Linked DNA regions of Homo sapiens: region 2 is linked to region 1. A link is a loop called in an ENCODE intact Hi-C map of the cell type or tissue named here. Cell type or tissue: CD4-positive, alpha-beta T cell. All regions are shown on one strand. Each heading gives the region's core, and the rest is flanking DNA. Links, peaks and the distances in the headings are about the cores only.

Region 1 (12,464 bases), core at 2,864-10,863:
CTGGATGGCACAATGCGAGGCCTTCCCTGACGGCCAGGCCCGTCCACCCTCGGTCTGGGGAGGGGGTTGGCTGGGAGGTGGGCAGCGTCTTCCAGTGGTGAAGATGAAGTCACCCAAACGAAACCCTTCTGCCTACAATTAAGAGTGCAGTTTCTCTGCACAGAAGGTGGAAATCGTGTTTTTATGACCAGAGCTTCCTTCTTCCCATGACTTCCCCTTATAAGATTGTGTCTTCTCTGGGAACAATTAGATATTAATTATGCGGTAAATGCTTTTTATAGTGCCAAAGATTCTATATATGCCTGAAAGAAAATAAAATAAAACAAACAACACTGTTCTTCAAGAAAAATGGAGTCTCACCGGTGAGCAATTCTTATGAAACAGGAGAATTTGGCTTGGCAGAAGCCACGGGGCCATCCCAGGTACCACTGTGAGCTGCTCCATCCTGCCTCCGGCACCTCCTCTTCACCCGGCACCTCCTTGTGCCATCCCGAGGCCGTCATCCCTCCACCCTCCCCAGCTCCACGGAGCCCTCCAGTGCTCCAGGCCACTGACTCTCCGAGTGGGTCCCTGAACCAGCAGCATCAGCATTACTCTCTGCAAACTTGTCAGAAATGCAAATTCTCAGAACACCCCAGACCTTCTGAATCTCAGGACAGTGACCGGATGTACAAGAGTTGGAGAACCAGTGCCTGGGCCTTTTCTTCCCCTCTTCTCTCCATTACGAAAGAAAAACAATGCTACATCCCTTCCAGTGGGGAGCCCATGCGCACTGTGACACGCTGTGCTGTGTGCATTCCACCGCCACTTCTGCTCAGTGTCCCGACACAGCAGACAGTGAGAGCAGCAGGACAGGGCAAAGGTACAGCCAGTGCTCACGCTGCTGTGATCTACACACAGCCTCAGCCAGACCCAGCGCATGGGTCTAACTCTCAGGTATCTATTCAGACATGGTCTCACGGAGGGCCAGGCAGCCTTGGGGCCCAATCACAAGCCAGTTAGAAAGGCCACGGAGTACAACAATCACTGGTTAATGATGTCATAACACTTTGAGTGCTGCCTACTAATTATGACATCATTAACAATCTCCAGCACTTTGCAAAGAGATCCCCAAGTTTGCTCTTTCACCCACAGTAAAGACACTCCCACACTTTGTCTACAAACGAGCTTCTTTTCACCAGGGCAGCCTGGGCGTGGAGAGGTGAATGCAGCTGCAGTGGCCGGTGGAGAGGGAGAGGGCGGTTACCAGGGCCACAAAGACCCCTGCTAGGCATTGCGTCCTAACAGGGGTCTTTGTGGGCACTCTGCTTGCCCAAGACACTGGGGAGAAGTGGAAGTTGAGAGCAGGGCAGCGCATGGGGAGTGAGGTCAGTGCTGTGTGTGGCTGAGGAGGGTGGCTGGGATCTGGGGAAGCAGAACTGACCCCAGCAGACACCCTTGCACCCTCATCCAGGCCCATACCAGAGCAGGAAGGCGGGAGTGCCATGACCAGAGGGTCAGCGATCCACTTCCCGCAACACATCCCAGCATGTGCCTCTGACTGACAGTGACTGACTCACTAACTCAATCAACAAACATGCCTAGAGCTCATACTAGATGCCAGACAGGGGCAGGGTGACTTCCTACACATCTCACAGGGCTCAGGGCTCCAGGACATTGGCTATTTTGCTGTGGCAGACATGAATTACGTGCCACAAGGATGGTGGCCAAGTGCTGGGTTGGTGAGGTGCCGGCGGAAGGATGAGAATCCACATCTCAACCTGACAGTATGATTTTCTAACCATCCTTATACACACTTCCAAAGTGCTGAAAACTTTATTTCCTCATGAAACACAACCATTCATGAGAGATTAAACTTGCAGGTGAGAAAATACGCAGGAAACACTTATTTCTCTATGAAAATATGAGTCTGAAGAAAGTCAAGAGACTCTACAAACATTTCTGCAGCCCTCTATTGGAGATTTGCAAAGGTCTGCATGTGCACCCCTTTGGATGTCAAGGGCTTACTGAATACCATTTCCACACGGTCTATCGCTATGTCAAAGGGCAACTGCTCCACCATCATTTCTGATCCACAGACCTGTTAGATGTTAGTCTGGAGAAGGAGAAATAAAACTCAATGTTGTTAATTGCACTCCAAATAGTCCCACGATTTTTTCTAACTTTTTATTGTAGTAAAATATATATAACAAATGTTGCCACTTTAATCATTATTAGATTTATTTTTAGAGATGGAGTCTCACTATGTTGCCCAGGCCAGCCTCCAAATCCCTGGCTCAAAGAATCCTCCCTCTTCAGCCTCCCAGTAACTGAGACACAATTCAGTGGTGTTACTAACATTTGCACTGTTGTGCAACTGTCACCACCATCCATTTCCAAATCTCTTCCCTGAACACAAAACTCTGTAACCATCAAGCAGTAAAGTCTCAATTCTTCCCTCCTCCAAGCTCCTGGTAACCTCTAATCCACTTCCTGTCTCTCTGACCTTGTGTATGCTAGATATTTCATATAAGCAGTATCATATATTTGTCATATCTTATATTTTAGTCACTGGCTTATTCCACTTAGCATAATGTTTTCCAAGGTTCATCCAAACTTCATTCCTTTTTATGGCTGAGTAATATTTCATCACGTGTATATACCACATTTTTTATCTCTTCATCAGTTGATAGACTTGTAAGTTATTTCCACTCTCTGGCCATTGTGAATAATGCTGTAATGAACAGTGGGTACAAATATCTGTTCCGGTCCTTGTTTTCAATTATTTTGGTTGTACACCTGGGAGTGGAATTGTTGCATCATATGGTAATTGTATGTTTAACTTGTAGAGAAACCATCAAACTGTTTTCCATAGTAGCTGCATCGTTGTAAACTCCTATCAGTAATAAAAAGGGGTTCCAATTTCTCCACATCTTTGCCAATGCTTGTTATTTTCTGATTTTTAAAATCATAACCCCTCTGGTAGGTGTGAAGTGGTATCTCATTGTGGTTTTGATTTTCCTTTCTCAAATAACTAAGAATACTTGGTATGTTTTCATTTGTTTATTGGTCATTGCATATCTTCTTTGGATAAATGTCTATTTAAGCCCTTTGCCCATTTTTGTGTTTGGTTATTTGTCCTTTTGTTGTTGAGTCTTTTAGTAGTTCTTTTTTTATTATTATTATACTTTAAGTTTTAGGGTACATGTGCACAATGTGCAGGTTAGTTACATATGTATACACGTGCCATGTTGGTGTGCTGCACCCATTAACTCGTCATTTAACATTAGGTATATCTCCTAATGCTATCCCTCCCCCCTCCCCCCACCCCACAACAGGCCCCGGTGTGTGATGTTCCCCTTCCTGTGTCCATGTCTTCTCATTATTCAATTCCCACCTATGAGTGAGAACATGCAGTGTTTGGTTTTTTGTCCTTGCAATAGTTTGCTGAGAATGATGGTTTCCAGCTTCATCCATGTCCCTACAAAGGACATGAACTCATCATTTTTTATGGCTGTATAGTATTCCATGGTGTATATGTGCCACATTTTCTTAATCCAGTCTATCGTTGTTGGACATTTGGGTTGGTTCTAAGTCTTTGCTATTGTGAATAGTGCCGCAATAAACATACATGTGCATGTGTCTTTATAGCAGCATGATTTATATTCCTTTGGGTATACACCCAGTAATGGGATTGCTGGGTCAAATGGTATTTCTAGTTCTAGATCCTTGAGGAATCGCCACACTGACTTCCACAATGGTTGAACTAGTTTACAGTCCCACCAACAGTGTAAAAGTGTTCCTATTTCTCCACATCCTCTCCAGCACCTGTTGTTTCCTGACTTTTTAATGATCGCCATTCTGACTGGTGTGGGATGGTATCTCATTGGGGTTTTGATTTGCAGTCCTTTATATATTCTGAATAATAAGCCTTCATCAGATAAATGACTTGCAAATATTTTCTCCCATTTTGTAGGATGTCTTTTTACTCTCTTAATAATGTCTTTGGATGCACACAAGTCTTTCATTTTGATAAAGTCAAATTTATCTGTTTTTTTTTCTTTTGTTGTTCATACTTTGGGTGTTATAGCTAAGAATCCACTGCCATATCCAACATCATGAAAACTTACCCCTATGTTTTCTCCTACGAATTTTATGCTCTTGGCTCTTAAATGTAAGTCGTTGATACATTTCAAGCTAATTTTTGTACCTGATATGAGATAGGGTCCAACTCCCTTCTTTTGATGCAGGAACCCAGTTGCCCCAGCATCATTTGTTGAAAAGACTATTCTTTCCCATTAAATGGACTTGGAGCCCTTATCAAAAATCATCCAATCATCCAGCCATAGCTGTGTGGATGTCCGGACTCTCAGTTCTCTTCATAGGTCTATGCATCTATCCTGAAGTCCACGCCACACCGTGTTGATTACAGTACTTTTGTAAATTTTGAAACTGGGAAGTGTGAGTCCTCTGACTTTGTTCTTTCTCAAGAGTGTGTTGGCTGTAAGGTGTGCCTTGAAATTCTATATGAATCTTAAGATCAGCTTTTGCAAAAGTGAAAGGCTGTTAGAATTTTGATAGGGATTGTATTGCATCTGTAGATGGCTTTAGGTAGTATTTATGTGTTAGCTATACTAAGTCTTCTTACCCATGAATATGGAACGTCTTTCCATTTAATTAGGTATTCTTTAATTTCTTTCAGCAATATTTTGTATTGTTTTCAGTGTACAAATCTTTCTTCCTGGGTTAAATTTACTTCTAGGTATTTTATTCTTTTAGAGCTAATTTAAATGAAATGACTTTGTTAATTTCCTTTTCAGATTGTTCATGGCACATGTATAGAAACACACTTGATTTTTGCATGTTGATGTTGTTCCCAGCAATTCTGCTGAATTCATCTATTTGTTCTAGTAGCTTTCTTGTGGCATCTCGGAGATACTCTATACATAAGATCATGTCATTTTTGAACAGGGATAGTTTTCATTCTTTTCTTTGCAATTGGATGCCTTTTATTTCTTTTTCTTGTCTAGTTGCTCTGGCTAGAACCTGGAGTACAATGTTGAACAGCATTGGTAAAAGTGGGTATCCTCTCTTGTTCCTTGTCTTAGGGTTTAAAGCTTTCACCACTGAGTATGGTATTAGTAGGTTTTTCATAAATACCCTGCTATAGACTGAATGTTTGTGCCCCACTACAACTCACATGTTGAAACCTAATTACCAATGTGAGGATATTAGGAAGTGGAGCCTTCAGGAGGTGATTAGGTCATGAGGGCGGAGCCCTCATAAATGGGATTAGTGTCCTTATAAAAGAGATCCCAGAGAGCTGGCTGGCCCCTTCCACCATGTGAAGATATAACAAGAATGTTCCATCTATGAACCAGGAAACAGGCCCCCACCAGACACAGAATCTGGTGGTGCCCCGATCTCAGACTTCCGACCTCCAGAACAATGAGAAATAAACCTCTGTTGTTTACAGGCCACCTCGTATATGGTATTTTGTTAGAGGCACCCAGCTGGACGAGGACATGCCTTTTATCTTGTTGAAGAAGTTCCTTCTATTTCTAGGTTTTTGTGTGTTTTTATAATCAAAGAAGGTTAAGAGTTTGTCAAATGCCTTTTCTGTGTCTATTGAGAAGATCTCATTTTTTTTCTTTCATTCTATAAATGTGGTATATTATATTGTTTGATTTTCCTTTTTTTTTTTTTTTTGGTGAAACAAGGTCTCACTCTGTGACCCAGGCTGGAGTGCACTGGCATGATCACAGCTCACTGCAGCCTCAACCTCTTAGGCTCAGGTGATCCTCCCACCTCAGCCTCCCAAGTAGCTGGGACCAAAGGGACCCGCCACCACCCCCAGCTAATTTTGTATTTTTTGTAGAAACAGGCTTTTGCCATGTTGCCCAGGTTAGTCTTGAACTCCTGGGTTCAAATGATCTGCCCACCTCAGCCTCCCAAAGTGCTGGGATTACAGGCCTGAGCCACCGTGCCCAGGCCTGATTTTCTTATGTTGAACAATTCCATTATCCCTGAAAGAGACAACTAATTGCAAACTATGTGTTACTATATGAAAATTATGCTCGGAGCACCATTTTAAAGATTACTTCATTATTTCATTCAAGATATATTTATTTTGCACCCAGGCATTATTTTGAGCACCGAAGGCACAGCCTGGACTAAACAGTTATCTCTGCCCTCCTGGAGTAACACTCTGAGAGGAGAGACAGATAGTAAGTGAGACAGGTAAAATATATAGTTAGTGATAAGGAAAATAATATGGCAAAAAAGGGGGAGAGAGTATGAAGAGGCTGAGATTCTAGACAAGAGAGGCCTAACTTACAGCATTACGGTTTATACACATGTCCACAACTCAGCATTGCTTTCAAAATAGGAACACTTTATTAGTAAAGAGGAAGAAATTGCCTAAACAGACTCAGTGTCTTTCCCATAACAATCATCTGCCAAGCCGCAGGCCTAACCAGGAAATCCCATTTCCTTTTGGCGTTGTGTCCTCCACCAACAGATACAACCCTGATGCCAAATGTTGTATGGTTTGTAGGTGTTGTGAGCCAATGAGGGCATGCCCAGGGCCAAAGGCTGCCCTTTGGAATGAGGGCAAGGTCGTAGACTCCATCAAACAACAAATGCATCCTCCTCCAAAATCAAATGCTCAACACATGCAGCCTTTCGTATGCCCATCTCCCCTTTACTCATTTTCATGGCTGAAAATCATCAGGATGGGCATTTGTCCATAACTCCTACAGGTTAATTTCCTGACATGATATGAGCCTTTAAGAAGTTATAAAGGGTTACATCATCTTTTCATTTCTGACACCAATATACTAACAGAACTTGAACACAGCCATCTGACCTTCAGAATCAATGAAACACGCAGCCTGAGAATAAAGAGAGGGCGTGCTGTTTGGTAACCTGACTTCAACACCTAAGCAACCACTAAGTGTGCCTGAGCCGATGCACAGAAATAAAAGGAAAATAAAGTCAGATTTTAAAAGCCAGATGTTATGCAGGTTAAACACAACCTCATTTAAATTCCGAAATCACAAGATACTTACTAACAGCGATGGAGCCGTGAACAGAGCACTCCCTGGAGAGGCCCCCATTTAGCTCTGCGGCCTCGCGCCATCGTTTCCGGTGGGCAGCACCCCTCTTGGCTCGCTCCCTTCCTCCCGGCTCCTGCCACAGCAGACAGGAAGCACTGTGTGAGCAACAGGAAACCTGCACTTCCTTGTCTTGTGCACCGGCCAACCAATTAGCATGTCACCATGAGGGGCAGATGCACATGAATATGGAGCACGGAGCCTCATTTTTCTGTTCAGTCTGTCAAGCCATGAATTCACTCATCCCATTTTGTCCTAAAACCTTGGGGTGGGGGTGGGGGTGGGGGCTGAAGGGAAGGAGGGTTTCAAAAGCCCCATCTACAGCGATGTGAAAAAAAAAAAAAAAAAAGTCAGGCTCTGTCAGCCCTAAAGGGCATTTCTAAGAGCAATGGCACCATCTTTCCACATTCAGGTGCACTTCCCTGTGGAAGGTTCTAGACACACGGTGGCCCCTCAAATTATTCCCTGTGGCAGACAGTGGTATTGTCACATCTGCTATCCACTTGTGTAAAGAAAAAGGAAGACCTGATCTAAGAGTTTTGAGGCTGAAAGATATAGCAGGTATAACCAGATATTTAATATGAAAAACCCAAGTATCTAAATGAGATTATTAGTTGACATAAGCTCCGATAAAGGTACAGAAATGAAAATATGCAATGCCTAATTCTACTGATCAGATTAGAGCAATTTCTATAGAAAATTACTATTCTTTGCTCACAACACAGTTTAAAGCAATGTAAACACATCCCTATTGCTACTGTGCCCAAATACTTCTCTGCTGAGCTATTAGCCATCGTTTCATTTTATAAAAACCATAATAGAAAATGTGGCCAAACAGATAGATGGAGTGTTCCCAGCAATATGGAGAAACAGTTGTGTTTATGCAGAGATTAGTCTTTCAAATTGAGAGATCTCCAAAGCTCCATTTGTACTTGAAAGGCTTGTCTTTTTGTTACCCAGTAAATAGCTCATTCATATTCTACAAAGAAAACCCTCTAAATTGGGAGAAATAGCCATATTTAACATTAGGTAGGGAAATGGGGCTGAAAGCGAGAAAAGAAGTCTATTTCCCCCAGTTTCTTGGACTAGATTAAAGCTTTCCTTTATAATTTAAAACAGCCTCTGTTTTCTCCACATATAAGAGGCAGAAATTTCATGAAAGGCTGAGAAGTACTATCCATTAATGCAGAAATTATGCCAAAGAACAAGTTAAGAAACACATTTTTAAAAAGCAATCTTGGGTCCTTTTCTCTTATTCTGCAGTACATGTTTCTTAGCTGCTGCAGCTCCCTAAAGGCGGGGGTGGCTGTCAAGCTGGCCTGAAGTGTGGGTGACACACAGGTCCTCATGCAGGGCTCTTTCTGTGAAGCCCCAAGGTGCTATACGCTGTTGGGTGACTGCCCTGTCACCTGCCGTTAGTTACTCAGAATTAGAAATAAGTATCAGAATCGTGTGAATGAGGTGAACACTAGATGATGTAAATTAAAGCCATCCAAAGGCGTGATGTATTCCTTGCCATCTCAAAAAAATGACAATTTGGGAGATGAGAATATGTGTTAACAACTGTTTTTAAGCCTGTTTGAGCACAAAAATAACAGAATGGAGCTATAGTGTTAACTTAGGGCAACGAAGGGAATGCAGAGAAGGCATCCTGTTCCCTTCGTCAGGCAGGTGCCCTGGGATGCCGGTGGGTTTGCTCTTCTGAACCCCAGGCTCAGGGGGCTGCACACCTCCAGGGAGGCGGGTGGGCAGGCAGCATGGCCTCCAAAAGAGGTACAGGAAGGGAATAGAGAAAAGGAGAACTGGGGGACAGGGAGGGAGCCTGGCAGCTGGTTGTCACCCATCCCATAAGGCCAACCTTTAGGAGTCCAGGGGGGACATGGCCACACCCAGGAAGAGCTCCCATTCCCTAGGTGCACACACACATCACGTGTGATTCTAGAAACCCGGTGTGGCATCTTCAGGGGTCACCAATTGTTTCGTGGAGATTCTTGGTCTCGGGCCCCCCAGCGGGACCACAGGTAGGAAAATGCTCTGCTTGCCCTGTAAGCCATCCCTGGCTGCTGCCCCTGGCAGTCGGGATCTGCCTTCAGCTTGCCCTAGAGAGCCCTGCAAAGGCCACCACAGCATGGCCACAGGTGTGTGAGGCTTCCAGGAACATCTCCGCGTGAGAGTATACTATCCTCACCGAGTCTAGGCCACGAGCTGCCCCCCACTGGAAAGGCTGAACCTCTCTGGCTACATTGTTGTAGAAAAGCTCCCAGGCGGGGCTCTGCTCAGGCTCTCTGCATTTCTGGGAGACATCCTTGCTGTCCCTGCTCCGCCCGTGACAGCCACCATGACTGAGCCCACACTGGCCTCCTGGACTCCCACCTTCCGCATTGATATACGCCTTTCTTGGGCGCTCTTCAAGGCTTGGCATAGAAGAATTTGTATCAGTTAAGGGAAGAAGATAAATGCTAATTCTGTAGCTCCCAGATTTCTTTTTTGGAATCATTAAAATCCAAAAAAATTAGTTCCAACTGCTTATTGAACAGTGCCTGTCTCACAGCCCTATGTAGAAGTCACCTCTCTTAGACCAAAGTTGGTATCTCATCCTGAAAACCAGCCCCCTACCTGGCTGTGTGGTCTGGAGAGTCACATTACCATGCACCCTGGCTTGACACCTGGATGCATCCCTGGCCCGTCCCCCTGTGGCCCCCAGTCTAGCGGTCAGCCTGCTCGTCTCAGCTCAGAGTAACTGCATGGACCCCTTGCTTCCCGGCCTTACTCCCACGGCCCTAGTCAGAACTGTTGCACACCTGGCCCCTGGTAACAGTGTTCTTTCTGTCCAGTGTAACCACAGTTGACAACACCACCTGCTTTTTTGAGGCCAGTGAAGAAGTCCACAAGTGCCTGCCTTGGTTCTGCTGTGCTTGCAGCTGTCACGGGATCTGAAGCCAGCCCACTGCTTTCACAGAATGAAGCTCCAGCTCATCCACCCAGGCAAGCAGTGACCCCATGAGGCAGGAGAATAGGATCTGGAGGAAGGGAACCTAAGGCCGATTCACACCGACTTCCTAGAACTAAATCAAAAGGAAAACCCCAACTTTCCATGCCCAAGTAACACAAGGACCAGAGGCTACTCCCTTGCAACCCTGCCCCCTCCCACTTTTTCTGTGTGGCAGATGAAAAATTGAAAGTACCTCTGACTGGACCCCTCCCACAACCAATCAGGCTGGTCAGGGGCCAAGTCTTGCATAGGAGTATAACTTTGTAACTTCACTTTAGCCTCTGATTGGTCACTTTCTGCAACCAATCAGACATTTGCATAGGGTGTAACTTTGTAACTTTGCTTCAGCCTCTGATTGGCCCCTTCCTGCAACCAATCAGACTGATCAAAGGCCACTAGTTAATTTACATAGGGTGTACACCAAGTAACCAATGGGAAACCGCTAGAGAGTCTTTAAAGCGGAGAAAATTCTGTAACCGGGCTCAGGAGCCGCTTGCTAGGGCATGCTACCACCCTGTGGAGTGTACTTTCGTTTTCAATAAATCTCTGCTTTTGTTGCTTTATTCTTTCCTTGCTTTGTTTGTGTGTTTTGTCTGATTATTTGTTCAAGATGCCAAGGACCAGGACACCCTCAACCAGTAACACACACTCTCCTTCTTCAATGACGTTTGTGTTCCTAGAATCCATTTTCCTCAGTCAGGTACGTGTCCCCATCCCCACGTCTTCCTCGCTCTTCTTGACCTTTGTTTACTATGTCCTCCTACTTCCCCCTGGTTCCCCCAGACTCTCAAAACCCATGCAGTCCCCAAGGCTATCGGTCCTCCTCAGGCCCTGGCCACGAAGACCCCTGCCTACCGATCTTCTGTACTAGCCCAGCACGCGTGGACACATTCATCTGCACGACAGACATCATGGGGCACCTTCTGTGAGCAGGCGCTGGGGAGACAAGGCCAGCCCGCCTCAGTTCCCACGGTACTCAAGAGACAGCAAGCCAGGCCACCCCAGCATGGTGAGGTGGGCACTGTGTTCACCAACAATAAAGGCGGACAAAGGTTGGTGCAGTGGGGGCTGCAGAAGGGCCCCGGCCATGCAGACGGCAGCATGGCAGGCTGTTCCAGGCACACAGAGGGCGGCATGGCAGGCAGTTCCAGGCAGAGCTGCCTACTACACCCCAGTGGGCTGATTCATTTGGTGTTGGAAGAAAAGGGGAGAACAATTTTATTTTTATTTTGCTCTTCAGCAAAATCTATAATTTTGTGTTTATCTTAGGAAGTTTATAATAGTATATGTATATAATATTAAAATAATTAAATACACATATAATAGGGATTATCCCCAAAATATTTTACCAAAGAGAGACACATGTTCCAAAAACTCAGGAGGTATGAACTGTCTGCCTTAAATACCCTCATCACTAATTGTCCTTTTTTGGTCTCTCTCAACAGCACTACCTTCTCATCAGATATGAAGAATTTTCTTTTTCTTTACTCAGCACCAAATCTCTTAGAAAATACAAAACAGACACATGGCTTCGTCAGATGACATGGGTCCACTCTAATGGACTGCTCTAAAACTATCAGTTAAGGACGGGTGCATGGCTCATGCCTGTAATCCCAGCACTTTGGGAGGCTGAGGCAGGAGGACTGCTTGTGCCCGGAGTTCCAGCTCAGCCTGGGCAAAACGGTGAGACCCCATCTCTACAAAAAACACAAAAATTAGCCAGGCATGGTGGCGTGTGCCTGTAGTTCCAGCTACTCAGGAGGCTGAGACAGAAGGATCCCTTGAGCCCAGAAGTTCAAAGATGCAGTGAATTGTGATAGCGCCACTGCACTCAAGCCTAGGCAAGAGAGTGAGGCCCTGTCTCTTAAAAAAAACAAAATAAAAGCTATGAATTTAGGAAAATAATGTTCATTAACTACTAGTTTCAAACATGTCCCTATTCTTATAATATACTGTATCCTTGCAAAGCACCTCTCCTTTGTGTTCCTCTTCAAAAGGAAGCTGGAGAAACTGCAGTGAAATGACAATGACCATGGCGTGACGACGTGGGGGCAGTGGCCCTGGCTCCAGCTCAGTCACTGGCTGTGGAACATTAACCATGTGACAGGGCTGGAGCCAGGGTATGACCTTGAGCGGAAACTTAGGGTATGCTTACCTTGAGTTTATGCACCTCTAACGATGAGACTAGGCTACGATTCATATACTTGCTGCTGATGTAAATATCCTGCACGTGCTCCTTAAAGCGCAAGCACTGCCTGAGAAAATGTAGACCTGGAAGGGTTTTCTTCTTTTTATTTAAGCAATATCTTTCTATAGACAAAGCCATATGTATCTCTTCCCTATTGCTGCTATAACAAGCTATACAAACTCAGTGGCTT
Region 2 (12,464 bases), core at 2,121-10,120, 150 kb before region 1:
GGCTGAGTCCGGAGCCCCTACTTTGCCCCTCTTGACACGGGAGGCAGCTAAGTGGCTTAACTGGTACAAGGTGAATTGATGAGCGACTCAGCACCCCCAGGCTGAGAGAAGGGGCTGGGATGTGTGGCCCCGGTGGGCTCTGCCCAGCTGCATGGGTGTGTTCTCTGTGAGGACAGCCACTGCCAACAGGATAAGGCTGCACTGGCTGCAGAGTGCCCGAGTGCGCCTCCAGCAGCCCTGAGGGTCTGTGCAGGGGTCAGCCACCAGCCCAGGGATAAGCATGAAAGGAAGCAGAGAGACTCCGCTCAGGACAAAGGCAGTGAACACAGTGGTGAGGGCTGAACCCCGAAGTCGAAGACTGTGTTCCTAGGTAAACAAGCATGTCATACTTCCCATGGCCTGTGAGCAGAAATAAGGTCACATTTCTATTGTGACCTGAATAATGCCTTCTTTTACCAATGCTTGTTTTTATTTTGTGGTTAAATAGCGGAGTATTCACAAATTAAAGCATGCCCTAGGATTTCCAAATGTTTTCTTTACAAGAGAACTTCACTGCTTTATGGACATGGATATAGAGGAAAATCATGGTGACAGGGAAGGATCAGCACAAAGTCCTGCAATGAATCAACTCTTCCCTTGGAGGACACCTTTCTAGGTCATCTGTTCTTGACTATGGAAAGCTATGCAGACAAGCATTTGCAGCAAAGCAAATCAAATTATGTTTTCACAAGTCTCTGGGCATTTTTTACATATTTGTGTTTCATTTGAAAAGGATTTTTATTATAAAAATAATGAAAACTTCTTGAAAATTTAAATCATATAGAAGGAAACAGTGCAGTGTAAAGTCTCCCATCCCAACCCACAGCGCCCCTGACTCCACCAAGCCCCACTCCGTCCCGGGGGAAAGCCCAGGCCTCCGTTGCATGTGTGTGTGTTTGCTACAAAATAAAGCCTTTCCTTTTTTCAGTTATTGGAATCGATGTGCAAATATCTTGTTTGTGTCTTTTCACTTAATACATCACAGACCTCTTTAAACAAGAACACACGTGCACTGGCCTGTCTGTTACAGAGTACAAACATACTGGCATTTGCCTTCTCCAGCTGGTGGCTGTTCAGGTGGCTTGCTTTTTTTCTTTTTTCTCTTATGACCACAAAATTGCATGTGTATATGTGCAAGTGTGTGGCTGGCACACGTTTGTCAGTATACTTGTAGGAAAGACTCCTAAAAGTGACATTTCTGGACCCAGGGCATAATCACTTTTCATCCTCATGGCTACTGAGAACCTGCCTTTTGTAAAGGCTGCATTCGTTTAGGCTGTCCCAGGAAGAAGGCATGTTCCCCATGCCCTCATTCACCCTGGAGACTCGCCCTTTTAACTGGTGACAATCTGATGGCAAAAATATGTATCTCATTTTAATTTGTATTTCTCCAATTACTGGTAATTTCAGATCTTTCCCTATGGTTATGGTAATTTGTGTTTCTCTTTTTCATAATCATATTGGTGTATTTATAGTTTTCTCATTTATTTCTTATGTATTTATATGAAATCTTTACATATTATGGTTACACATCTTTGTCTGTTACATGTTGCAACTATTTCCCCTAGCCAGTCATTTCTTGAAACTTCACCATGAGTTTCTCTATAGATGCTATAAACTTTTATGCCATCAAATACTCTCTTTTTCCTTTATGGCCTCTAAACATCCTGTTTGATTGGGAAGGTCCTCTTTAATATTCTAAACATATTTTTTTCCTAAGATTTTTGGAGTTTGAATTTTATGTTAGATCTTTATTTGCTCTGGATTTTATTCCTCTTTTGGTCTGACACAGCACATGGAACATGTGATATTGACTGAAAGGTGTGCATCTTCTGAGCTAATATATCTGATTTTAAAATTCAGGCAAGGATAAGAAAGATCTCAGTTGTATGAAACAGTGCATGGAATTACTCTCTGTAAAACTAAACTCCAGGCCAGGCGTGCCTGGAATCTCAGCACTTTGGGAGACCAAGACGGGGGAATTGTTTAAGACCAGGAGTTCAAGATCAGCCTGGGCAATATAGCGAGACCCTGTCTCTTAAAAAAAAAAAAAAAGTAAAGGCCCCACCATCTTTCTTTTTAAGGGGACTGCTTTCTTATAAACCTGCCACACACAGGTACCGCCCTGCCCTGCTGGGACACCTGCACCATGCTGTTGCCCTGAGGCTCCAAATATGAGTCATGCCCAGCCGTGGCAGGTGCATCTACAGCACATGGATGAGCGTCGGCCCTGGGGGTTCACGGGCACCCTAGTGGCATGGTGCCTGGGGCAGGTCAAGTTCATGGGCATGCTCAGAGGCTGTGGGAGCAGGAACACTGTCCTCAGGAGCCTGCAAACCGAATCGAGTGGCCCCGTGGGGTGCCCTGGGGTGGCGGCAGCCTGATGAGGCCTGAGCCATGAAGGCACTCAGCCCTGGGCACAGGAGGCAGCTCTTCCTGCAGGCAACAAAGACCCAGGGATACCTGGGTCCCAGAGACCACCATCCTCACAGCCTGGTCATCTCACTGCAGCAGCTTGGTCCCTGGCTGCAGGTGACGGTGGCCGGTGGGTGCTCCCGAAGCCCTCCCCTGAGGGCGTCAGGGTCTGGTGCGGGGCCCACACACGCGGCAGAGCCTTGCTCTGGGGACTCTGGGCAAAACCCATCAGTGGAAACAGACCTCCTTCTCGTCTTTAAGTCACAGGAGCCAGAACACTAGCAACAGAAAAGATGAGCATTGTACTCTCTTCAGGGCCACAAAGCCTCCCCAGGCAGGGCCCAGGAGATCCTCAAAGTGAAAACTGCAGTCAACAGGTTCTTGGAAACGTGTGTGAGGATTCCCAGACCCTGAGCCCTGCATTGAGATGCCCTCTCCCTCCATGACCCCCTTTCAAGCTCACGAGGGGGTGTGTGGCAACCCCCCCCCCCCCACCTGTCCTCCCACACCCTCTCAGTCATTTTAAACAGGAGAATTCCACTAAACACCCACAGCCTGTTTTCACGTGGCAGGGCAGGGAGGTGGCTGTGGTGCGTGGAGCCCAGCATCCACAGAAAGGAAAGACACCTGGGGTTTGGGTTTCGTTTTTAGGGGTTGGGGAGGAGTGGGCTGGAAAGGGGAGGCTAAGAAGAAAATGAATTCTGGAAGAACTGTTAAAACAGAAAGTTTAGAAAAATAAAACCCGCAGGAATAGTAGCATTCTTAGAAAATTAATAGGATGCTTTGGGGCTTCCAAGATGCTACACGCCTAACACGGATTCTGAACACAGACCACTGGTTGAGTTTCCTTGTTCAACAGTAACAGATGTCCACAGAAGAGTGCTAGAAAGCAGGGCACGCAAGGAAAGAAGTTGAGGCCAAAGTCAAACGTTCACATCCCCCTTCTACGGCGCTGTAGTTCATGATGCTGTAACAGATGAGTCACTGCAATGGAAATACCGGATACTTTTTAATACATCTAGTCTAAAACTTACAGGAAGGCATCCTAGCACCTTCTTTTATTATTGTACAGCAGTGACAGTGACGACAGTGATGATGGCATCTCTCTATTTTTATGGAAACATCTCCAGGAAATCCCAAGCTGCACAGTGGAGAATTACAGGAACAGAAGAAGTGGTGTGAAGTCTGTCGGTCTCTTCCCTGGTTCAATGAGGAGCTGAACTGAATCATACTAGAGGCATGAGTGTCTGCGCTATTTTTAAAGAGCTCTGGGGAAGTGTGGTTGTCCCACCTTAGGCTCCTAATATAACACTCATTTCTATTTGTGGGATGGTTAACACCATCTTCCATTTGGTCTTTCCTCCACTAATATATTATCCTTCACTGAAGTCTTATTTCTACAGTTTAATTCTTTTTAAGCTCCAGATGTGTTATGTATGCCCTCAAAGACCCTATCATGGGTCAGGGGGCAAGGTCTGGGCCCCTCATGCGTTCCTCTCTTTCCCCAGGCCAAGTAAACACCTTGGCAGGAATCCAGAAAACGATCCACGCAGAACATTGCAATGTCACAGAAATGGCCGCCCACTGGCCACGAAGCCCTGGCCCCACCCTGCGAGGTCACTTCCTACCCTACCAACAGCAGCACCCCACCTCACTCCCCTACGTGCTGGCCTTTCCTGGAGCACCAAACCCAGGGCTGGCTGACCGCAGAGCCTTACCTCCAGGCAGCCCCTTCCCCTGCACGCCTCCTGCCCCACCGCTGGGACAGACACCCACCCTCCCACATGTTGGCTGGGCCTGCTTGGCTACTGCACAGTGAACTTGTCGCATTTCCTTCCTGTCTCTGTCCTCCTCAGCAGAGACGGGTGTGGTGATGAGATGACAGTCTTAGGGGTGTCTTACTCTTTATTTATGGCTCTGTGACACTTTTAAAGTGCTGAATGTTCCTAAAGGCTGGTAAATTCTTTCCAAGATCCTCCAGAGACCGGGCGGCGGTGGTGGCAGGAAGACGGGTGGGGGCAGGAGTTGGAATCTACTTAGACTATAATTGCCTCAAGTTTGTGAACTGTTAGTATAAAAATACTCTTGGAGATTTTAATGGTTGAATGAAGATTCACACTCATTAAACACCATGGTTGAGGGGGAAAATTCAGCCTGTGTTACAAGAATGACTTCACAGCTTGAAGTACAGAAGCAAAACAATAAGAGCTATCATCATACTGATTACATTATATATTTTGAATTTTATTTTCCTTGGAGGTGGGTTGGCTACTCTACTGTATAGTACAACAAGTAGAACGAAAGGGAAAAAAGCTACCCTACAGAAATACCCAGTTTTTGGCGTCACCTGCTGGCTTTATCTTCCTTTAAAAGCTCTTTCCTAAGCCCCGATGATGGGTTCACTACCTTTGGGGACTTCCTGTGCAGCTCTGAACCCTGTTGCAGCACTTATCACTGTCTTGGTGGTATCCATTCTCTGGTCTTCTTCCTCTACAGAGTGAGCCCTGGGTCAACGCCTTGTTCATCCACAGTGTCTCAGCAGGTAGTGTGTGCCTGGCACAAAGTTGGCATTCCCCATTTAGAAGCTGGTGGAGAAGCCCTAAGAACGAAGGGACCCCAACGGCCTGACCTGCTTCAACAGCATCCAGCACAGACACGTATTCTCCCAAACACTTCCTGATGACTTCAGTGGTGCTGGAGTTTTGCTAAAGGTTTTCATATTTTGCAACAATTATTCAAAAATTACTACTCTAAGAGGGTGTGATCTGTCACTGAGAAAAGAGCCTCCTGGTTACTCTGAGCTGCCTGTTTATAGCCATGTATTTATGTACAACATTTGCATGACAATAAAATGAGGAAACGGTCCCTATGATCTGTAGGTGGAGAGATGAACGTGGAGGGCAGGTGTGACCCAGGCGCGGCTACCTGATACCGGCCCAAGGCCAGGTGCCTTGGACGGCACGGGCAGGCGGGCAGCAGCCCGTGATGACTGGACGGACTAGGGAATCCCTCGAATGCAGACTCCACGAGCCCGTCCAGCTGGAGTGGCATCTCCTCACTTTATGAAAGCCCAAGCCTTCATCCACTACAATTACTTCTCACCACGCATTTTAGAATCTAGAGTTTCATGATCTCTTCAGAAAGAAATTTACCTAAATATGTTCTGATCAAAGATGACTGACAGGATTTTCTAAAAAATCAGCAGAGGAGTAAGAGCAATTATAAACCTTTTAAAAGTCTATCCCTCTGCCATGCTATAAATGGAAAAAAATACATACATAAGCCATAATTCCCCCTATAGGATTCATTTAAAATCCACCCTCACCTCCACCTCCACATTATTAATTTAGGAAAGTGCATCAGAAAAAAAACACAGCTGCACATGGAATGGAACCTTCATTTCCACAGGGGAGAGTGGTGGCTTCTGAGGCTCTCATCCCACAGCCAGTCTGTCTGTCTCTCACTTTCTTTGGCTCTCTATCTCTCAGAGTCACAGTTCTCCTTCCTAATAGCTCCTGTCACTACATGGATGACCTAAGAAAGTGTTCAATGAACCAGCCACATCCTGAGAAATACCTTTTCTTTAAAATGCAGTTTTCAGCTCATGAGGGTGAAGAAAAAGGAATTATTAACAAGTAGCAGAATTTCCAGGGGAGGTCTCAGCCTTATATACAGACATTTGAAAAAAACAAAACTCCAAAGCAACAAACTGTGTACTCATGCATAACACCTCCAACAGGAACAAACTAATTCCAGGCTTGAAAGAAGATGAAAAAGCCTGACATGCATCTTCCTAAAGGGAGTCCCACCCGGAAATGTTCTGAGTTGACAGACCCCTCTTAGGTAGAAAGAAACTTCTTGAGAAAGAGCTTCTCCTCTTCTCAGCTCTGTCCTCAGACCAAACTCCAAGAAGAACCACAGCAAACCCGAAAGAGCATGCATCATCCATAGCAGTTCTTGGGAAATGTACCTTTTTTTAAGAACAGGTCTTTGAACTGAGCCTCCTTCAGTGTGCTGTTGTTCAGGTGGTCACTGGACATAATCAGGTCCTCTGCAAGTGGGAGTCCAACTGTGACGCAGCCCCCCCACGTTCAAAGCATCCCTTCAGCTTCCGGCAATCTCCTCTCCAGGCAGCTCAGAGCTGCAGTTATAGCTGGCATGGGGTGTGGGAGAGTGTGTGAGCGTGGAGGGGGGGGGGGTGTGTTTCTGTCTGCCTCGTTCACTCTCTCTCTACTGTATCAGCAGGGCCCACCCCAGGTGCTAGACTCAAATGCTGTGGCTCCGACCGCAGACTGTGGCTACCAATTATCAACTGCCATCAACAGAAACCAGGAGCTCTGCGGCAGGAAGCCGGCCGTGTCACCGAGCAGAGAATAAGTCCGGGGTCTCCGATCCTGAGACCAGCTGTACACCCAGGGCACTACTGTTTACAGCAACGTCTATCAGTGAGCAGTCTGCACTTCTCAGGTTTGGCCTCACACCTGGACGTGTCACACACACAGGCAAGCAGAACGCAGCTAGACGGCTCATCTTGTCACACTGCGTTCAGTAATCTTTTCAACAGGCAAATATCAAACCAGTCCAGACAGAAAGGAGGAAATCTGCAAGTCTCACACAATACTCCTTCCCTTGATCTCTGCTGGAAGCTTTCAGTGTGGAAGGACCGGAGAGGGCGCTTACCAAGGCAGGACACGCGACAGGCGGGACGCTCACGTTAGGCTCGCGTGCTTCTCCCCTGCAGATCCGCTCCCAGAGCGTGCTCGCCCGGCTGGGAGCACCCACAGCGTCCCTCAGGCTGCGAGCCAGGCTGCGGGCTGTCCTCTTCTGGTGCTCCCTCTCCACATCCTCTAACTGATGGGAGCAGCTCCCAGCGGCTCTTGCCACCGAGCTCTGTACTGGCAAGGCGTGAGGTCCTAACCGCAGCAGGAAACACTGCGCGCTCCTTTCCCCCCGGCTCGCTCTTCCCTCTTGGCTCTCCCATTCATTCCCTCTCCCTCTGCCTCACATCATTATTCCCCATGTATGGTAGCACAAAAACACCACAGAGACTCCTTCAAAGTCAGGATGCTCAATGTTCCTAGGCAGTTTTAGTTTATAAGGATCAGAAATTAGAGAACAGAATCCCAGGCAATTCAAACATGAAAGCAGAGACATGTCTCAGGAGGGCGCTTTCTCCTGGTTCATTTTGTTCAAGCACAGTCTCTTTTCCCCGAGGTCTAAACAGTTTGTTTCATCTGAGTGTAAAACATCTCCCGTGCATTCGGATGCCCCCAGGCTGTGTGAAGAAAATTCAGGGCAGGCTGCGAGTCTGTCGCAGTTTTCAGAGAAAATCACGGGGTGGCCGTGGTGGAAAGGGCAGCCTGCCATGGTAACGCTGCAAATAACCCCCACCACAAGCACTGCCGGGAGCCCAGAATAGCCTTTGTTTTTCCTTATTTAGGGTAAATAGGAATGACATGTGGGCCATAACAATAGTTTTGGCTGTAGGAGGAGTTGTCAAAGCAAAACTAAACTCTGTTGGTTACTACCAGCGTTAGAAGCCAGGACAGTGACGTTAGCGGCCAGCCCTGCTGTCAGCCCAGCACGTCACCTGGGGCATGACAGCAGGGACTGGGCCCTGATGTCACCGCAGGGTCCTCCAGGTGGCTAGAAGACATCACTTTCTCATGTTCTCATTTTTGGGGGCAGGGGCAGAAAAGCAACAGAAGAACCACCCAGAAGAGTTTCCAGAAGCTTCACGTGGATAAAAGGAAACCAGAGAATTTCAGCAAGGAAAGTGACCATTTATTAATATACAGCCGCGAGGGAAATCCGGATGGTATGATTCTTCCTGAGCAATTTCCGAATTAAAAATGGAACTCCCCTCCCTGTGCCAGACTTTCCCTGACTTCTCAGAGTCACCCTGCTGGGTGAATGAAGAGGGAGTCACCCTCAGAAAGAGGCAGCTTCAGAAAGAATTAGAAGCTGCAGCCACTTCAAGCCGCCCCTCCCTGGCTACCAGCGCCCCTTGTCCCTGGAGCCCCGAGGCTCCTTGCCACCTGGGCCAGCACTTCCTGGTCAGGCTCAGTCACATGATAGGCTTGCCCTCAAGCCAGGGCCTTAGTGAGGAGCGCTGTAGGCCACTGTACCTGTCTGTTTCTTAAAATTAGGGCTTTGTGGGGCAGGCACGGTGGCTCAAGCCTGTAATCCTAGCACTTTCGGAGGCCGAGGTGGGCGGATCACCTGAGGTCAGGAGTTCAAGACCAGCCTGGTCAACATGGCGAAACCCGTCTCTACTAAAAATACAAAAATTAGCCAGGTGTGGTGGCACACGCCTGTGATCCCAGCTACTCAGGAGGCTGAGGCAGGAGAATTGCTTGCAACTGGGAGGTAGAAGTTGCCATGAGCCAAGATAGGGCCACTTCACTCCAGCCTGGGCGACAGAGTGAGACTCCGTCTCAAAAAAAAAAAAAAAAAAAAAAAAAAAAAAAAAAAAAAAATTAGGGCTTTGGTGAACTTCATGGAACTGGAAAAGTTCTTCTCTCCTTTGCTAATGAACATATTTGCATTTTGAAATGGTTATAAATAGCCCGCTCTGGGATTTAACATGGTGTAAAATGAATATTTCATATATAAAAAAAGAAAATCAACATTTTTTTCTTTCATTTAACGGCCATCAGCTATTCCCCAGTGTCTCAACACACTTACTGTGTTTGGCTAGCTTCCCTGTCACTGGGCATCTTGGCCATGGGAGCCAATCTTTTTCTTTTCTTTTTTCTTTTTTTGGATGCAGTCTTGCTGTGTCGCCCAGGCTAGAGTGCAGTGGCGAAATTTCTGATTACTGCAACCTCTGTCTCCCCGGTTCAAGTGATTCTCCCACCTCAGCTTCCCGAGTAGCTGGGATTACAGGCGTGCGCCAACATGCCGGGCTAATTTTTGTAATTTTTGTATTTTTAGTAGAGATGGGGTTTCACCATGTTGGCCAGGCTGTCCTGGAACTCCTGACTTCAAGCGACCCACCAGCTTCGGCTTCTCAGAGTTCTGGGATTACAGGTGTGAGCCACCACGCCCGGCCATGGAGCCGATCTTAATTAAGCTCCTTGCCCACTCAGTTTAATGTTCTCACAGTTCAACCTGTTTAAAAACCACTTTCAAAACTTTTGACTTTATGAATACAAGTTTACTTTGAAAACATTGCCCACACCTAACACACACACACACACACACACACACACGCACACACACACGCATAATGAGCGCTCCTGTGGGTGTCTGGGGACATGGTGTAGAGTCTGTCTTGGGATGTGTGGCTTAAACACAGGCACAGGGCCTCTCCCAGCGCCTCTGAGGGGCTGTCTGGGCGGATGTACTAGATAGTGCTCTTGAGTTTTGTTTTTATTCCTTTTAAGCACCACTTGAAGATGGTGCTTCAGAAAGGAAGTTCCGAGGTCAAGTCGTGACTCAGGGTTCATGCCCTGATACACAGCTCACCCTGGCTGCATGACAGCACGTCCATCACTGGGAATTTTAGCTGAGAGCTGCCAATATTTCTTTTCCCTTCATTCAGAGAAAATGGCAGCACACATAGCAGAAGGGCATGGGAGAGGGAAGTCTGTGGAACACACAAATATGAAAGTGTAAAAACATTTGCATTCGGCACTCTCTCCTCCCTCATCATCTTTACATCGCATCTTTCACGTAAGTACTCTGATGGCTATCACGTCTAATATGAGTTTTGTGCAGTCACCAACGCATCTCAGAGCTTAGGAGGCATCTGTGTGTGCAGCAGGGGCCTTGAAAATGGAGCAAGGCAGGGACACCAAAGACTTTCACAAGAGTTGTTGGTAGCAACAAGGACTTGAGATTCTAACGATATCTCTTCAAGGTTTCCTCTATAAAGGTCTTCAGTTCATTAATCCATCTGACAAATATTTACCTGAGCGTTTACAGTCCTTAGGAGGAAACGCACTGGACCTTCAGTGAAGTCCTACAGATAAGCGTTTCTGTGTGGCTGAGCTCGTCTCAGGTTCCATCTGCAGGTAGTTGCTTATTTAAGGAACCAAACGGGCTTTAAGGATCGGCTACCAGTTGAGACCTGCATAGGAGAAGCTAAGGTGGCTGGAACCTTGCTGTCCTGAATGGCCAAAAAGAGGCAGCCTAAGCCAGGGATTTGATTGGAGGTGATCAGCTGAGATTTCAGCTCTCATCCAGCCACTCCAAGTATGGTAAGTTAGTAGCTCAGCGGCTACTCAGAGCTCATTAGCTTCAGAAAAAAATTTCTGAGTGGTAAAGGGAGGCTCTGCTCGCCCAGAATCTGTAACTGTCATCTCTAAGCCCAGTTAGCATCTCACCCAGCCCAGGTCCCAGCCCCAGCTCTCACCCCCAGGGCTTCTCGGTATGCCCCGCTGCCTCCCCCTCCAGTTGCCTCCCCCTCCACAGCCTGCCCCACCGCGGGTGCTTCACTCACAACAGAAATTCTCGCAGATAAAGATCACTTGAAGAATTAGAAATAGTGATCGCCGTTCTAACTGGCGTGAGATGGTATCTCATTGTGGTTTTGATTTGCATTTCTCTAATGATGAGTGATGATGAGCTTTTTTTTTTTTTCATATGTTTGTTGGCTGCATAAATGTCTTCTTTTGAGAAGTGTCTGTTCATATTCTTCATCCACTTTTTGATGGGGTTGTTTTTTCTTTTACACTGTTGGTGGGAGTGTAAATTAGTTCAACCACTGTGGAAGACAGTGTGGCAATTCCTCAAGGATCTAGAACCAAAAATACCATTTGGCCCAGCAGTCCCATTACTGGGTATATACCCAAAGGATTATAAATCATTCTACTATAAAGACACATGCACACGTATGTTTATTGCAACATTATTTACAATAGCAAAGACTTGGAAAGAACCCGAACACCCATCAGTGATAGACCAGGTAAAGAAAATGTGGCACATATACACCATGGAATACTATGCAGCCATAAAAAAGAATGAGTTCATGTCCTTTGCACAGACATGGATGAAGCTGGAAACCATCATCCTCAGCAAACTAACACAGGAACAGAAAACCAAACACCACATGTTCTCACTCATAAGTGGGAGTTGAACAATGAGAACACATGGACACAAGGAGGGGAACATCACACAGTGGGGCCTGTTGGGGGCTGGGGGAGGCAAGGGGAGGAAGGGCAATAGGACAAATAACTAATGCATACAGGGCTTAAAACCTAGATAATGGGTTGAGAGGTGCAGCAAACCACTATGACACATGTATACCTATGTAACAAACCTGCACATACAGCACATGTATCCCAGAACTTAAAGTAAAATAAAATAATAAGAAAAAAAGAATTAGAAATACCTTTTCAATGGTTCTGCAGCATAAAGTTAGCATTTGTAAACATTCATAAAGGTTTACTGCTATATGCAAAGCACTTTCAAGCACTATATATCTCTTATATTCATGCCAACCCTGTGAGGCACATTTTTCTTGTTACCACTTTACAGATGGGGAAACTGAGGCTCAGAGAGGGTGAGTCTTTTGTCCAAGGGCAAACTGCTGGTGAGAGGCCAGCTAGGAGTTGGAGCCGGGATAGTCTGACTCTGACACTCCCATCCGGCCACCCACTCATTGTTTTGCTCAGTGGTAGCAAGCTCAGAATTAATTAGCCAACAGTCAACAAATGTAGCAACCACTGAAACTAACCAAAGGATGCCAGTGGACTGATGATGACTTACTTTGATTTTTTTAGCCTGATTACCCGATTTTTTGGGGCACTAAGAGGATGTGTTTACTTGCAAATCCATGTAAAAGATTCTACATCTCCACATGTTGCCATGAGGCTCTTGGAGCCATTTTATGTGTCTCGTCTGCCTGTTAATGCAGCTCTTGTTAAGAATCGATGGCTCTGCCCATTACAAATTCCCATTCTTTGAGGTTTACGACTATGCTATAAAATTTTGCTCTGAGATGAAATTTTCCACATAAAAATTAATCCCTGGAATTTGGCCTTTAGAAACAGTACATTTTAAGT

The links. Peaks named below come from ENCODE experiments on the same cell type or tissue, not always from the same donor. Only the 100,000 strongest peaks of a DNase experiment are listed, where the experiment ranks them.
Region 2: a loop joins it to region 1, with 2.3 times the contacts of the local background. A loop is called at or near these places in 13 of 110 quality-filtered maps.

Annotation. Positions count from the first base shown.
Region 1 is chr18:13,459,697-13,472,160 of GRCh38, reverse strand. All of the region lies in intron 4 of LDLRAD4 (low density lipoprotein receptor class A domain containing 4), which reads right to left. MIR5190 (microRNA 5190) reads right to left here and starts at 12,214; the gene lies at 12,135-12,214. It overlaps LDLRAD4-AS3 (LDLRAD4 antisense RNA 3), which reads left to right and starts at 1,143. Exons shown (of 2, transcript XR_007066301.1): 1 at 1,143-1,367; 2 at 1,863-2,134. RefSeq lists an enhancer at 10,257-10,551. In CD4-positive, alpha-beta T cell, for the core only: CTCF peaks have their summits at 7,302 and 7,504; a DNase peak (open chromatin) is centred at 7,190; H3K4me3 peaks cover 1,758 bases; H3K27ac peaks cover 3,343 bases.
Region 2 is chr18:13,606,735-13,619,198 of GRCh38, reverse strand. The region is part of intron 4 of LDLRAD4 (low density lipoprotein receptor class A domain containing 4); the gene reads right to left. It overlaps MIR4526 (microRNA 4526), which reads right to left and starts at 8,085; the gene lies at 7,999-8,085. RefSeq lists enhancers at 2,689-2,738, 2,360-2,861, 3,799-3,868, 3,899-3,948, 4,888-5,405 and 3 more. In CD4-positive, alpha-beta T cell, for the core only: no CTCF peak of the experiment used is centred there; DNase peaks (open chromatin) are centred at 3,428, 6,748, 8,018, 9,728 and 2 weaker places; H3K4me3 peaks cover 2,926 bases; H3K27ac peaks cover 2,022 bases.